Regions from separate parts of the Homo sapiens genome. Here region 1 is linked to region 2. The links are chromatin contacts, found by Hi-C or POLR2A ChIA-PET in ENCODE. All regions are on one chromosome and are shown on one strand. The core of a region is the stretch at or near the end of the contact, and the rest is flanking DNA. Distances in the headings are between cores, read along the strand shown.

The links. A loop is a pair of places that touch in the nucleus more often than their neighbours do. ChIA-PET counts read pairs that join two places held with the same protein, here RNA polymerase II (POLR2A). Pooled maps may share reads with other maps.
Region 1: a loop to region 2 is called in a pooled map, with 4 times the contacts of the local background. The contact joins the promoter of CDKL1 here to the promoter of VCPKMT in region 2. A Hi-C loop is called at or near these places in 2 of 50 pooled maps. POLR2A ChIA-PET finds 5 or more read pairs at or near these places in 2 of 52 experiments (Panc1 and T-cell).

The regions. Positions count from the first base shown.
Region 1 is chr14:50,394,605-50,402,072 of GRCh38, reverse strand. CDKL1 (cyclin dependent kinase like 1) reads left to right here and starts at 5,192. Exons shown (of 10, transcript NM_004196.7): 1 at 5,192-5,249; 2 at 5,744-6,372. The coding sequence starts at 6,205. RefSeq lists silencers at 4,874-5,099, 5,039-5,488 and an enhancer at 4,781-5,280.
Region 2 is chr14:50,110,284-50,117,832 of GRCh38, reverse strand. It overlaps VCPKMT (valosin containing protein lysine methyltransferase), which reads left to right and starts at 1,261. Exons shown (of 6, transcript NM_024558.3): 1 at 1,261-1,546; 2 at 1,654-1,764; 3 at 1,922-1,994; 4 at 3,429-3,548; 5 at 5,114-5,218. The coding sequence starts at 1,281. SOS2 (SOS Ras/Rho guanine nucleotide exchange factor 2) reads left to right here. Exons shown (of 23, transcript NM_006939.4): 23 at 1-703. RefSeq lists an enhancer at 1,265-1,324.

The sequences.
Region 1 (7,468 bases), core at 3,943-6,442, 280 kb before region 2:
CATGCACCACCATGCCTAGCTAATTTTGTATTTTTAATACAGACGGGGTTTCACCATGTTGGCCAGGCTGGTCTCGAACTCCTGACCTCATGTGATCTGCCCGCCTCGGCCTCGCAAAGTGCTGGGATTACAGGCATGAACCACCATGCCCAGCTGATTCAGCATTCTTTTCTATCTCCAGGTAAAGGGAAAGTTATTTGCATGCCTGGCTTTGTAACATTCTAGCAGTGATTGGTCAAGAAGAATGCGGCTGACAGCTGACACCTGGCTTCTCTTCAGGATGTTGTGAATTCGGATTGGACCAGCAGGTCTGCCCTGCTGTTAGCTCTCTAGGGCATCCAAGGACAGAGGATCATTCTCAAGGCATTCTTAGTTGTTCTAACTCCATTCACCACTACAAGAGCATGGGCTTTGGAAACAGGCAGAGTTGGGCCTGAAACCTGTGTTCAGCCCTTGATAGCAGGGTGGCTTTGTCTCTACTGATCAATCTCTCAGAGCCTCAGCTTCTTCTTTCATAAAACAGGCCAGTTAATAATCCCAGTCAGTTAACAAATCCATGTAAGATTGTCATAAAGATCAGAGATAATGTGGATACTGAGCCTGAAATGCGTCCCTAAATGATAGTTATTAGCTTTTGTCTGTATGGACTCTGGAATCAATTTCTTTCCCAATTCCACTTAAAACAGAGACAATAAATTCAAGTATTTCCTCAAGCTGCTGTAGAGTGTCATTTTAAAATGACATTGACTCAACTCCCCTTTCCTTACAACATAATTGGAAAAAAAAAAAAAAAAGCTGGCTGGGCACGGTGGCTCATGCCTGTAATCCCAGCACTTTGGGAGGCTGAGGCGGGCGGATCACGAGGTCAGGAGTTCGAGACCAGCCTGGCCAACACAGTGAAACCCCATCTCTACTAAAAATACAAAAAAGTAGCCAGGTGTGGTGGCGGGTGCCTGCAGTCCCAGCTACTCGGGAGGCTGAGGCAGGAGAATGGCTTGAACCTGGGATGCAGAGTTTGCAGTCAGCCGAGATCGCACCATTGCACTCCAGCCTGGGCAACAAAGCGAGACTCCATCTCAAAAAAAAAGAAAAAAGGCTTCAAGCATTGGCCCTGGGTTCTGCACTCAGATGAGGCTTCAGTGTTCTGCCCAATCTCATGGAAGTTCATTCTCCTGGTGCTGGAGCTGCACACACATGAAGTTGCTGAGCTACCATGAGAAGGGAGCATATAGACAAGATGAGTCTTCCCGGTAGCCTAAAAAAAAGGAGGAAGGTGCTACACTGTGCATCATTTTAAGTGCTCTGCGCCAGCTCTCAATGTCCTACACATTAACTCAATAATCCTGACAACCACCACAATGCATTAGGTAGTATTAGCAAAATGGTTAGGAGAAAAGATTCTGGAGTCAAACCACCTGCATTCCAATACTGACTTCACACTTCACTAGCTGGGTGTCCTTAGGCTAGCTACTTATCCTCTCCAACTCAATGAGAGTCATCTGAAAGCTCAGGATGATATTTAATGCCTATCTCCTGGGGTTATTGTGAGGCTCATGGGTCAAATATTCATAGCATAATGCCTGCCACAAAGTAAGCACTCATTAAATAATGTTGTTATATAGGCAATAGTAATTATCTTGCACAAGATCAAACACCAGTAAGTAGGTAGAAATCCTGGTCTTCTGACTCCAAATTCCAGGCTTTTTCTGTGACCATATGTTACCCTACTGAATGTTTATTTTTCCTTAAATGATTAAAATACCATAGTACGGTTTGTGCTGTTCTAAGAACACTGAAGTATTCTCGCTAATTATACAAACTGCAAAGAAAAGATCACTATTAGCAGAATATAATGCTGTTTCACTTTGCACTGGCTTGAGAAAAAGCCCCCACATAACAGACCATTTCTGAGATTCCCAAGAGCTATACTTTCCAGGAGTTATATACTTCTTTGATACCAAAACCAGTGTCGCACCTGCCAAGGGAAAGGACTGTCAGTTTGACTAGTCTAGAGGCCACGTTACCTTCTCTCTTTTGTGCTAAGTGGTGACAGCCGACTGTTCATCTCCCTTTTAAAGTTGTTCTCTAATATTTTATTTCAAATTCCTCCAAACAAAACAACTTGCAGCTGCAAGTCATGCTAGCTTTCTGGTTCACTGCCTACTTGGGCATAAATAACCAGTACACTGGCTCCTACTTTAACTACCACTAGGCCTGGCACAGTTCCAGGCTCTTTGGGTACTGACGTTGTGGAGTCCATAAAGTTAATTTTCCAGACAAACTTGATTTAACCTGGTATGAACTTCAGACGATGCAGCTCTGGGGAAATTCACACTGACTTTCTCACTTCATTTCAAAATATTTTTTTTAATTGTCAAAAAGAAACATTCATGAACATAGACCATATTCTTTCTGGGTCATAAAACAAAATAAAACATTTCAAAGAATTTAAGTCATATAAACTGAGTTCTCTGAAAATAATGGAATTAAACTAGAAATCAATAACAGATATCTTTAAAAATCACCAAATAGTTGGAAATTAACACACTACAAAAATAACCCATGAGTCAAAAAGGAAGTCACAAGGAAAATATTTTTGGGCCAGGCATGGTGGCTCACATCTATAATCCCAGCACTTTGGGAGCCAATGCGGGAGCATCATTTGAGGTCAGGAGTTCAAGACCAGCCTGGCCAACATGATGAAACCCTGTCTGTACTAAAAATACAAAAATTAGCTGGGCATGATGGTGCATGCCTGTAGTTCCAGCTACTTGGGAGGCTGAGGTGGGAGAATCGCTTGAACCTGGGAGGCGGAGGTTGCAGTGAGCCGAGATCACACTATTGCACTCTAGCCTGGGTGACAGAGTGAGACTCCATCTCAAAAAAAAAAAAAAAAAAAAAAATATTTTGAACTGAATGAAAATGATGATACAACATATTAAGATTTCTGTGATGTATTTAAAGTGGTGCTTACAGGAAAAATTATGGCATTAAATGCTTATATTAGAAGGCGGGGTGCAGTGGCTCATGCCTGTAATCCCAGCACTTTGGGAGGTTGAGGCAGGCAGATTATCTGAGCTCAGTAGTTGGAGACCAGCCTAGGCAATATGGTGAAACCCTGTCTCTACAAAAAACACAAAAATTAGCCAGGCGTGGTGGCACACCTACTTTGGAGGCTGAGGCAAGAGGATCGCCTGAGCCTGGGAGGCAGAGGTTGCAGTGAGCCAAGATCACACCACTGCACTCCAGCCTGGATGACAGAGCAAGACTGTCTCAAAAAAAAAAACAAAAAAAATTCTTCCAAACATTTAAGGAATTAATAATACCAATTTAATGTAAACATCTCTAGAAAATAAAAGGGAAGATAAACACTTCCCAACTCATTTTCTGAGATCAGCATTATCCTGATGCCAAAATTAGCAGATATTACAAGAAAACTATACATCAATATCTCTCAAAACATGAATGTAAAAATTTCCAATAAAATATTACTAATCAAATCCAGCAATACATTAAAATGATAAAATCATAAATAAGTTGGGTTTATCCCAGGAACAAAAGGTTGGTTCAACATCTAAAAATCAATATAATTCACCGTATCAACAGACTACATAAAAACAATTAGGTGGTGCACACCTATAATTCTAGCTACTCAGGCCTGGCAGAAGTGGGAGGATTGCTTAGGCCCAGGAGTTCAAGGGTACAGTGAGCAGTGATAACACTACTGCACTCCAGCCTGGGTGACAGAGCGAGACTCCCTCTCAATTAAAAAAAAAAAAGAAAAGAAAGGAAAAGGAAATGATCACCTCTAGATGAAGAAATGCATTTGATAAAATTCAACATCCATTCATAATTTTAAAAAGCAAACAAAAACACTAAGCAAACTAGGAATGAAAGTGAACTTTCTCAACCTCCTATTAATAAAAGGCTTCTGTGTTAGATACATATGGTTGCATAACAAATTACCCCAAAACATAATAGCAAACATATTTCAGTTTCTAGAGGTCAGGAACCCAAGTATGGCTTAGCTGGGTGCCCCTGGCTCAAGGTCTCTCACAAGATTGAACTTACATTGTCATCTGGGGCTACAATCTCATCTGAAAGCTCACTGGAGTTGGGGTGGTGGGGGAGATCCTCTATCCTCAAAAGGCTACATACGGTCTGATTCCATTTTCATGACATTCTGGAAAAGGCAAAACTATAGAGACAGAAAACAGATCAATGGTTGCCATTTGCAAACAATTTCTGTTCACAGACCACCTCTAGGCCATCCTTGTACTGGGTTTCCAGGGCAGCCACCAGCCCTCTCTCCTCAGCTCCAGGCTCCTTTCTGAACCCTTCCTGGGTTTACATTTAGTAGCATGCTGCTTGACACGGGATTGGCCCCTGTTTCATAGACACTGTGTTAATTTTCTCTCCTCGGGTACTGCTTCCAGGACAAGTACCCGCATTGATGCTGGCACTGGGAACGGGACGGATGATAAAGTGTGAGGCACTCTGCCCAGTGGCAACTGACATGATTTCATAATTTCCCCAGGTCCATCCGCTTCCCGCCAGTGTGCTCAGATTTGAGCAGTAGGAGTCCGTTGGGAGAAAGATGGGGGAAAGGAACCAAAAACAATTAAGGCAGACTCTGTAAGCTTCCACCTCCCACACCAGAAAAGTCCCACAGCAGAAGACTGCCGTGGAACCTTCCCTACTGTAGAGGAAAGTGCTGACTTTAAGCAATTTCTGCAGTCACGCCTTCCTCTTCTTTCCTTTCTCCCTCTCATTCATTCACTGACGCCGCAGCACTGATCAGCACAGACACAGAAGATGCCTCCAAGGGACCAAAGGGAATAACCGCGGTTCTGAGGTGTGGGGACTGCTGTTGCAGGGAAATGTGGACCGCTCAGGAGGGGCTCCTAGCGCAGGCGTCTTGCTCCGCAGACGCGGTTACAGCTGCGCTTTGCACGGCCTGCGGAAGTTTGCAAATCTAGCAGGTCTGCTCTCCCGGCAGCAGGACTCGGCCCGCGGTCAGGACAGCTCCCATGGACGGAGGGCGGCCCTCCGAGGCCTTTCCCTGCAGCCGGGAGGGCGGCCGGGCTGGGCCGGGCCGGGGGTGGGAAGCTGGGGCGCGGCGGCCCCGCCCAGGCAGACCCGGGGCGGGAGCCGGTTCCCATAGGGATCGCGGGCCGAGCCACGCCGAGCCGAGCTGGGCGGAAGAAGGCGAGGCGGGAGCCAGGCCCGTCCCTGACCGCCGCGGCGCCGTGAGTCCCGGGCGGGCAAGGAGGCGCGGGCCGTCCCTGGCCAACACGTGGCACCGCTCCATGCTGCGCGGCGCGGCTGAGGTGCACGTCCGGGCGCGGGAGGGTTTTCCCAGTCCCGGGGGCGTGGGGCGCGGGGCGCGGGTTGGTCTCCTGCGGCCAAGCCTCGCCGCCGCCTCCGCGGGGAGCCGGGAGGTGTCTTCTTGCCGCAGGGAAATGAGACCCGAAATTAGAACCGGGGAAGCCCTTAGCCCTCCCCGTACTCCAGCCAGCTCAGGTGTCTTAGATCGGATGAACGATAACGTTAAAAAGATAGCTTATCTTACAGCTCGGCTCGTTTTAGGATGGCAAGTTACATTTTAACTTACAGGGTATTTAACGGGCGATTAAAATCGGGTTACTGGAGGCAGCTAACTCTAGGCTGTTACTCCTGATCGCGTTGCCATTGCCGACACGGGTACACTCTTCATTCCTTAACATGTGCTGTTCTGTTCTAGGACCGTGACAAACACTCATCGTTGGGTGGGGCTCTAGTGCAGTCCGTTGGTGCCAATATTTTATAAGCGACGTTTTCAAACTATGTGAAGATCCTTTCTTTTCTTTTCTTTCTTTCTTTTTTTTTTTTTTTTTTTTTTTTTTTTGAGACGGAATCTCGCTCTGTCGCCCGGGCTGGAGTGCAGTGGCGCGATCTCGGCTCACTGCAACCTGCGCCTCCCAGGTTCACGCGATTCTCCTGCCTCAGTCTCCTGAGTTGCTGGGACTACGGGCGCCCATCACCACACCCGGCTAATTTTTTGTATCTTTAGTAGAGACGGAGTTTCAGTATGTTGGCCAGACTGGTCTCGAACTCCTGACCTCAGGTGATCTGCCCGCCTCAGCCTCCCAAAGTGCTGGGATTACAGGCGTGAGCCACCATTCTCGGCTGAAGATCCATTTTAAGAAGATTTATTCCTCTATGATGGAGAAGTATGAAAAAATTGGGAAAATTGGAGAAGGATCCTATGGAGTTGTTTTCAAATGTAGAAACAGGGACACGGGTCAGATTGTGGCCATCAAGAAGTTTCTGGAATCAGAAGATGACCCTGTCATAAAGAAAATTGCCCTTCGGGAAATCCGAATGCTCAAGGTAATTGATTCACTTTTCCTTTTTTTTCTTTTTCGAGACAGGGTTTCACTCTGTCTCCCAGGCTGGAGTGCAGCCATGTGATCATAGCTCACAGCAGCCTGGAACTCCTGGGCTCAAGCCATGCTTCTGCCTCAGCCTCCTGAGTAGCTGGGATTACAGGTTCTAGCCACTGCTCCGGGATCCACTTTTTCTTTAAAGTGAATTTTTAGGGATGAAAGAAATAAAGTGAGTCATGTTATGTTAAAAGAATGTCATGGGACATGGTTATATCTTACTTCATAGCCTTTTGACTTCAGTGACACAAATGGGATATCTGTGCACAAGTCACTAATTATATAATGAACTAGAAAGCAGAGACAAAAGTGCCAGGTAAGGTGGCATTCACTTTTAGAGATGCTGTGGGATATTTATTTTTCTTCCCCATAATTTCTCTCCCACCTGTAGACCTGGGTTTTCAAGGACCATTACAATTTGATAGTATAGGAATGTAAGACAATTCAATTTTGCTGGCATTGTTGATTTTTAAACTTCTAAGGTATTTCCTATTGGTATACTCAGTCTATTAAGAGAATTAACATTTACCTGTTTTCAAACTGCTAGGAAGCTCACAGATTCTCATTACACCTCATATGTATTTACTGCTGAGCATCATCATGTCCCGTTTCTAAAAAGAAGCGTTTTTCTTAAAGAAGTGAAATGATCACTTTCTAATTTTTTTTAACATTTTTTAGAGATGGGATCTTGCTATGTTGGCCAGGCTGGTCTCGAGTTCCTGGCCTTAAGTGATCCTTCCACCTTGGCCTCCTAAAGTGGTGGGATTACAGGCATGATCCATCGAGCCTGGCCTGATCACTTTTCAAATGTTTATTAGTTAACCCTAAAAATAACATGATATCAGAGGGGGGAAAGGTATTTATTACAAGCTGAAAGTGTGTTTTTCGCTAATGGAGAGACTACTTTACAGAACTTCTGTGAAGGTAAAATCCAAATCGCAATGTGAAAGGTGACATGTAATGAATATGGTGGAGGTCAACTTTGTTTCAGTTATGGCCTCTCTGTTCTGACCTGTATAACTACTATGTGACAAGGGAAGAGC
Region 2 (7,549 bases), core at 12-2,511:
CTTAAATGCCGGTATTTGCTGCTGAAGACAAAAATGAAAAGTAGGATGAAAATAATAGAATGGCACTGTAAGTGTTTATTATTTTGTCAAAATGTAAACAAAGACTACATAACCCAATGATGGAGGGAAAAAGGGCATGTATCTCATTCAGATGTGCCTTTTGTTTTTGCAGACTATGACGTCTTTAGCTAATGAATTGCCTATTGTTATGGAAAACAGTTAATATGCCATGTATGTACAGTTTTGTTTATATTGTATATTTAAAGATACTGCTAATAACCTATATAAATTTAAGTGACTTGAGGCCTATAATACAATCTGCTACTTTACTAATTCATAAATTCAAAAAAAATTCTATGGCATAGGAACCAACTGCCTTGCCTTCAAGACCTAGTAACTTTCTCTATAAATCTCGTGTTAACTGAAATTTTTTTTAAATATATTTTTTAGATTGGTAATATTTAAACCAGCAAATACTTAAAGCTTTATTAAACATTTTAATCAGATAAGTGAGTAAAGCTTTTATTTGCCATTTGGATGCCTTCGTTCAAAGTGATAGAGTGTTTTGCTGATAGTGCTGTAGCAGCAGTTGTAAAGTAGCCAAAAGCCACGTTGTTTATTTACTGGTTTGTGGCCTTTTACTGTGCTTTGTATCAGAGTTCTTAACAAGATTAATAAATCACCCCAGTCTTAATTTTTAAAAGACTTTTAAAATATGTGTTTTCATTATAAGGAACAAAGGGGGAGATTGTTGAGTCCTATAGACACACACACACACACACACAATTTTTTCTTCACTGTTAAATGTGAGCTGCAGGCTTCTAGCAACCACTTTTATGAATTCATACAAAAAACTAGGAGCATACTAGGAACTTGAAAAGGAAGATTGTAAGATTATAGCCATCTTTGGTAGGATCTTGGAAGCTGATTGCATTTAAGCCTTGTAACTACTATGTAAATCAAGTGTCCAACTTGGTAAACTCTGAGGTTGGCTTTGTTTTTTAAAGAGCAGATTATAATAGTTTTGTCTGGGAAAGTGATTTAAACGGCCTCTTCGTTAAGCCAAACGTGTGATTTAGGGTAGAGGGAGGCTGCCAAGCGCGTCGGGTAAGCAGGGGCCCCACGCTCGGCCCCGCCCAGGTAACGCTGCCTTCCGGGCTTTGTTAACTCGCGCGCGCTGCGTCGCCAACTCAGCGGCGGGCAGGGGGCGGAGCCGCAGGGCGGGGCGGTGCGCGTTGATGTGACGTCCCTGCGCGCGCCGCTTTCTGTTGCCGGGCGCAATGGCGGATACGCTGGAGTCCTCGCTGGAGGACCCACTGCGGAGCTTTGTGCGAGTTTTGGAGAAGCGGGATGGTACAGTGCTACGACTACAGCAGTATAGCTCCGGTGGCGTGGGTTGCGTTGTGTGGGACGCTGCCATTGTCCTTTCTAAATACCTGGAAACGCCCGAGTTTTCTGGCGACGGGGCCCACGCGCTGAGCCGGCGGTCGGTGCTGGAGCTGGGTTCGGGCACCGGGGCCGTGGGGCTCATGGCTGCTACCCTCGGGTAAGAGCTGGCGGGCGGGCGGGATGTGGGGGCGCCTTCTTGCTGGGGAAATCCGGATTACAGGCTTTCCCCCCTGTGCCTACACCTCAGTCGACGTTATTTTATAGGGCTGATGTTGTAGTCACCGATCTTGAGGAATTGCAAGACTTGCTGAAGATGAATATTAATATGAACAAGCATCTTGTCACTGGTTCTGTTCAAGCCAAGGTACTGAAATGGTTTGTATGGCCTTTCAGCTTGTTTTAAGATATTGATTTGTAGTTTGTTTTGAATTGCGTTTCATTAAAAGGATGGAAGGGGACTTTCCGGTTCTTTATAAAACAAGAGTATTTTGAATTATTAAAACAATTGAAATATTTGTTTGGCATTTTTAAGGGGGGAAGAAATAGAAGGCTTTCCTTCTCCACCCGACTTCATACTGATGGCCGACTGCATATACTATGAAGAGGTAAGTATCCAGTGAGCGAAGTCTCTTCACTTAGAAGATGAACCTTATTCCATGAATTCTAAAGCACACGTTTCTTCACATTTTAACATCTTTGAATCCGGGATTTGCCTTATAGTTGATGCAGTAAAGAGAAGATAAAAGTCACCAGGGACCATATGTATATACGCTCATCATTATCATACCGACCTGGTGAAGCATGTTGAGAAAAGTGTTATATGCATTTTACTAGAGGCTTCTGTAAAAATTTTAAAGGATTTTGCCAATTGGATGTTATGAAAAGCCAAAATCCTCTCTTTTTCCCTTGGTTGTTCCCACGGAACATGTTAACCATGACATTGAGAATTAAGTTATAAATAATTCATTGTTCTTTTCTTTAAATACCAGTTTGGGCCGGGCGCGGTGGCTCACGCCTGTAATCCCAACACTTGGGAGGTCAAGGCAGGTGGCTCACCTGAGGTCGGGAGTTCGAGACCAGCCTGACCTACATGGCAAAACCCTGTCTCTACTAAAAATACAAAATTAGCCAGGCGTGGTGGTGCATGTCTGTAATCCTAGCTATTTGGGAGTCTGAGGCAGGAGAATCGCTTGAACCTGGGAGGCGGAGGTTGCAGTGAGCCGAAATCATGCCATTGCATTCCAGCCTGGGCAACAAGAGCAAAACTCTGTCTCAAAAAAAAAAAAAAAAAAAAAAAACATCAGTTTGTATAGTGTTGTGGGCATCGATTATTTTAAAAATAATTAGCATTGAACCAAGTTAGGGTCAGATTTAACTTTTGTAGGGAAATCGTTGATTATTTAAATCCCAAATTAGATTAAATAAAATTAAACTTTTAAGAGTAAGGTTGATTCCATTTGTTTCCCATGAGAACTCCAAAATGCAGTCATCTGAATCCTTTTTCTGGAAACCAAAATCAGTACATGGTTTAGTTAACAGGAGCTTACCCAATCATTAGTTACAGAGGGGTTTTTGTTTGTTTGTTTTTGTTTTAAGATAGGGGTCTTGCTCTGTCACACATGTTGTAGTGCAGTGGAGTGATCATAGCTCACTGTAACCTCGAGCTCCTGAGGCTCAAGTAATCCTCCCATTCAGCCTCCTCAATAGCTGGGACTATAGGTGTGCACCAGCATGCTGGCTAATTTTTAAATTTTTTGTAAGGTGTTGCGGGGGGTGGTTTGTCTCTCGCTGTATTCTCCAGGCTGGTCTTCAACTCCTGCTTTCAAGCGATCTTTCCACCTCTGCCTTCCAAAGTGTTGATATTACAGGTGTGAGCCACTGCACCTAGCCTAGAGCTTTAATTACATGTGCTTTGTTGGATTGATTCAAAGATGGATAAATTGTAGGGGAGCTATAAATACCCCTGTACCTCCTCAACCTACTTTTAGAGTAGAAAAATTTTTAAATCAAAAACAAAAAATATATTCTTTTTTAAATAGTCTTTGGAGCCATTGCTGAAAACTCTAAAAGATATCAGCGGATTTGAAACTTGTATTATATGTTGTTATGAACAACGAACAATGGGGAAAAATCCAGAAATTGAGAAAAAATATTTTGAGGTAAGTATTAAGTACTCTATTATCTTTGTAGTGATTTCCCTTCAGGGGGGCTGTATGTGACTCTTCAAGTATATTATGGTAATTTTGGGTGGGGAAAACATGCTGTTTGTGTGAAGCTGAGGAAAGGATCTTCACAGCCCATGATTCTACGAAGCTCCCCTTTTTCATCTTTTCTGATACTTTATTTCATTTCTAATTAGTTGATCTATGGCTACAGAAGAATGTTAATACGGGTGCCACTCCTTTTTAAGAACAGTTTTCAGTGTTTATTAAACATGATGCTGCCTTTGGGGAACATCTCAATGATGTATGTATTACCTTTGGAGAATACGTGATAGAAATGTGCAGGTGATAAGTTGTTTTTGTTTTGAGACAGGGTTTCACCCTGTAGCCCATGCCGGAGTGCAGTGGCACAGTCAGGGCTCACTGCATCCTCAACCTCCTGGGCTCAAGTGATCCTCCTGCCTCAGTGTCACCCCCCCCCCCCCCCGCCCCCAAGTAAGTGGGACTATAGGCATGTACCACCACACCCGGCTAACTTTTTGTATTTTTTTGTAGAGATGGGGTTTTCCCATGTTGCCAAGTGATAAGTTTTTACTTCTGTGTTTTTCTCTACATATTTATGAAACCTCCAACCTAGATACCTGTCTATTTTTAGGGTCTTTTTTTTTGTTTTTTAAACTTTTTGTCTGAAATAGTTAGAAAAGACTTACAGGAAGTTGCAAAATATAGTATATAGGGTTTTATGTATCTGTCACTCTTCTTCCCCTAGTGATCACCCAAACCCTTATATGGGCACAAATCTATCACATTGTGAGTGACTCCTTTTGAGGGTACATCTATATAGGCCTGCAGTTTTGTCTGCTGGAAGGACTACTTTGGTTTAATGAGAAAGCAGGTATATGACTGCCTCAGGTAACAAATACTAAAATGTTTGTTTATTTTCATGTTTTTCTTGAATATGAAAAATGTTCATGAACTTTTGAAATGATGCATAATGAAAATTTCGTACTGTTAAACAGCTTTTATTGGGGTAAAGCATATGTAAAATGCATATGTATCAGTCAAGTGCTGAGCTTAATTTTTCATATGTATACACCCAAGTAACTACTTACCAACATAAAGATAGAGGACATTTTCAGGATCTTGGAAGGTTTGCACACTGCCCTTTCCCAGGCAATACTCAAAAGGTAACCACTGACCAGGCGCGGTGGCTCACGCCTGTAATCCCAGCACTTTGGGAGGCCGAGATGGGCAGATCATGAGGTCAGGAGTTCGAGACCAGCCTGGTCAACATGGTGAAACCCTTTCTTTACTAAAAATACAAAAATTAGCTGGGTGTGGTGTCGTTTGCCTGTAATCCCAGCTACTCAGGAGGCTGAGGCAGGAGAATCACTTGAACCCAGGGAGGTGGAGGTTGCAGTGAGCCAAGATCGCACCACTGCACTCCAGCCTGGGTGACAGAGTGAGACTCTCAAAAAAAAAGTAACCAGCATTCTGACTTCTGTCACCCACAGGTCAGTTCATATTATTGAATTTGAAGTATGTCTCTTTTAAATTTATAGCTCCTTCAGCTAGATTTTGACTTTGAAAAAATTCCTTTGGAAAAACATGATGAAGAGTATCGAAGTGAAGATATTCATATTATATACATCAGAAAGAAAAAATCGGTAAATAACATTCTCAGTTCTTCATTCTCCAAGGAGGTTTCATCAGCTGGACACTATTTCAGGGCATATGTGTGGTATGGGCGTTGATTTTGATGTGGAGAAACAGCTCTAATGATTCACTGGACTCAGGCAGTAACTTCATTGTCAAGATAATTTAATCTATCTTGCCTTGGGTTTTTGCTCTAAAGCCAGGCTTTTTTTTTTTTTTTTTTTTTTTTTCTCGTATTTTTTAAGTAGAGACACGTTTCACCGTGTTGCCTAGACTGGTGTCGAACTCCTGGGCTCAAGTGATCCGCCCACTTCGGCCTCCCAAAGTTCTGAGATTACAGGCATCAGCCACCATACCTGGCCAGGCTTCGCTTTTAAAGGCCTTTTCCAGCTTCTCCATAGGCGTAAATTGTATAGCTCTATAATTGGGTATTACCTCAGACAAGTTATTAGCTATTTATAAGTTTCTTTTATCTCTGTGAGATTTTAAAATGCCTGCTCTTACCTTTGTGAACTTTTCCTTATTAAAAATTGTTTACAGGAAATGAAATACAACAAGGCAGATGAGTCCATAAAAGATAAATGCACTCAATTAAGTAGAATTTATGTATTTTCCCGCTTCTTGGTGCATGTTTTACCCTGTATAACAATCACATTTTATGCAGGTTGCCTCAGTGACACCTAGGGTTTGAGCCTGTAGAAAGAGGGAAGAATTGTACTTCATCCTTTTTTTTTTTTGAAATAGGGTCTCACTCTGTCATCCAGGCTGGAGTACAGTGGTGCAATCTCGGCTTGCTGCAGCCTCTGCCTTGCAGGCTCAAGAAGTGATCCTCCCACCTCAGCCTCCTGAGTACCTGGGACCATAGGCATGCACCACCATGCCCAGCTAATTTTTGTATTTTTTTTGTTGTTGTTGAGACAGGGTTTTGCCATGTTGTCCAGGCTGATTTTGCACTCCTGGACTCCAGTGACCTGCCCACCTCGGCCTCCCAAATTGTTGGGATTACAGGTGTGAGCTGCTGCGCCTGGCCTTTCATCTATTTTTGTATTTCCAGCACCTTTGGTATATGTGACTAGTGTAAGGCAGGGAGATGATTAGTTTTATGAATTAAGGATGCTAGATTCAATAAGCCCACACTTTTTCTATCATCTTTGCTTTGATTATGTTTGTGGTAAAGTTTTCTGATTATATGAATTCTAGTCAAAAGCAAATAAAACTTAGGGAACAGAAGTAGGTGTTAGGACTAAATCTAAGTAAAAAGGCAGCAGCGGGATTATTCAGATTAACATTTATGTGGCATGGTGCCACAGATACAAAAAAAACTGTTTTGTGCTTTAAGGGATCTAGTGTTAACTGAAGCTGTTGTGCAGTTTTAAAAGTAGAATTTTTTGGAGGCAGAAAGATTTTGTGTTTCCTAAATATAGAGGCTTTTTTTTTTTTTTCGGCCAAAAAAAAAAACTCTTATTTTTTAGTTGATGTAACTCACATACCATAAAATTCACGCTTTTAAGGTGTACAATTTGGTGGTTTTTAGTATATTCACATAGTTGTGTAAATTACCACTTTCTAATTTTTAATGATTTCACCCCCCAGAGAAGCCTCTTACCCATTAGCAGTCACTCCCTGTTACCCCCGTCCCCAGCTGCTGGCAGCCACTAATCTCTATGGATTTGCCTATTCTGCACATGTCATATGTAACAAGTCACATACTGTGTGGCCTCTTGTGACTGTCTTCTTTCACTCAGCACAGTATTCTCGAGCCTTATCTACATTGTAGCACACATTAGCACTTAACTCCTTTTTGTGGCTGAATAATATTCCTTTATGTGGCTGTACCACACCTTATCCATCCATTGATGAGATGAATAATGCTGCTATGGACGTTCATCTACAAATTTTTGTGTGAACATGTTTTCAGACCTCTTGAGTATATACCTAGAGGAGAACTGCAAGGTTATATGGGAACTCTGTTTAACTTTTTGAAGACTTGCCAAACTGTGTTCCTAATCTACCATACCATTATACGTTCTCACTAGCAGTGTATAAGGGTTCCAGTTTTCTCCACATTTTTACCAACATTTGTTAATTATACCCATCTCACTGGGTATGAGATAGTCTCTAAACTGTGGTTTTCATTTCTCTAATGACTAATGATGTTGGGTATCTTTTCTGTATTTAGAAGAAATGCTTGGCCCATTTTCAGATTGACTTATTTGTCTTTTTACTTTGAGTTGTGAGAGTTCCTTATACATTCTGAATACTAAACACTTACAGATGCATTATTTGTGAATATTTTCTCCCATTCTGTGGGTTGTCTTTTCATTTTCTCAATAGTGTGTCTT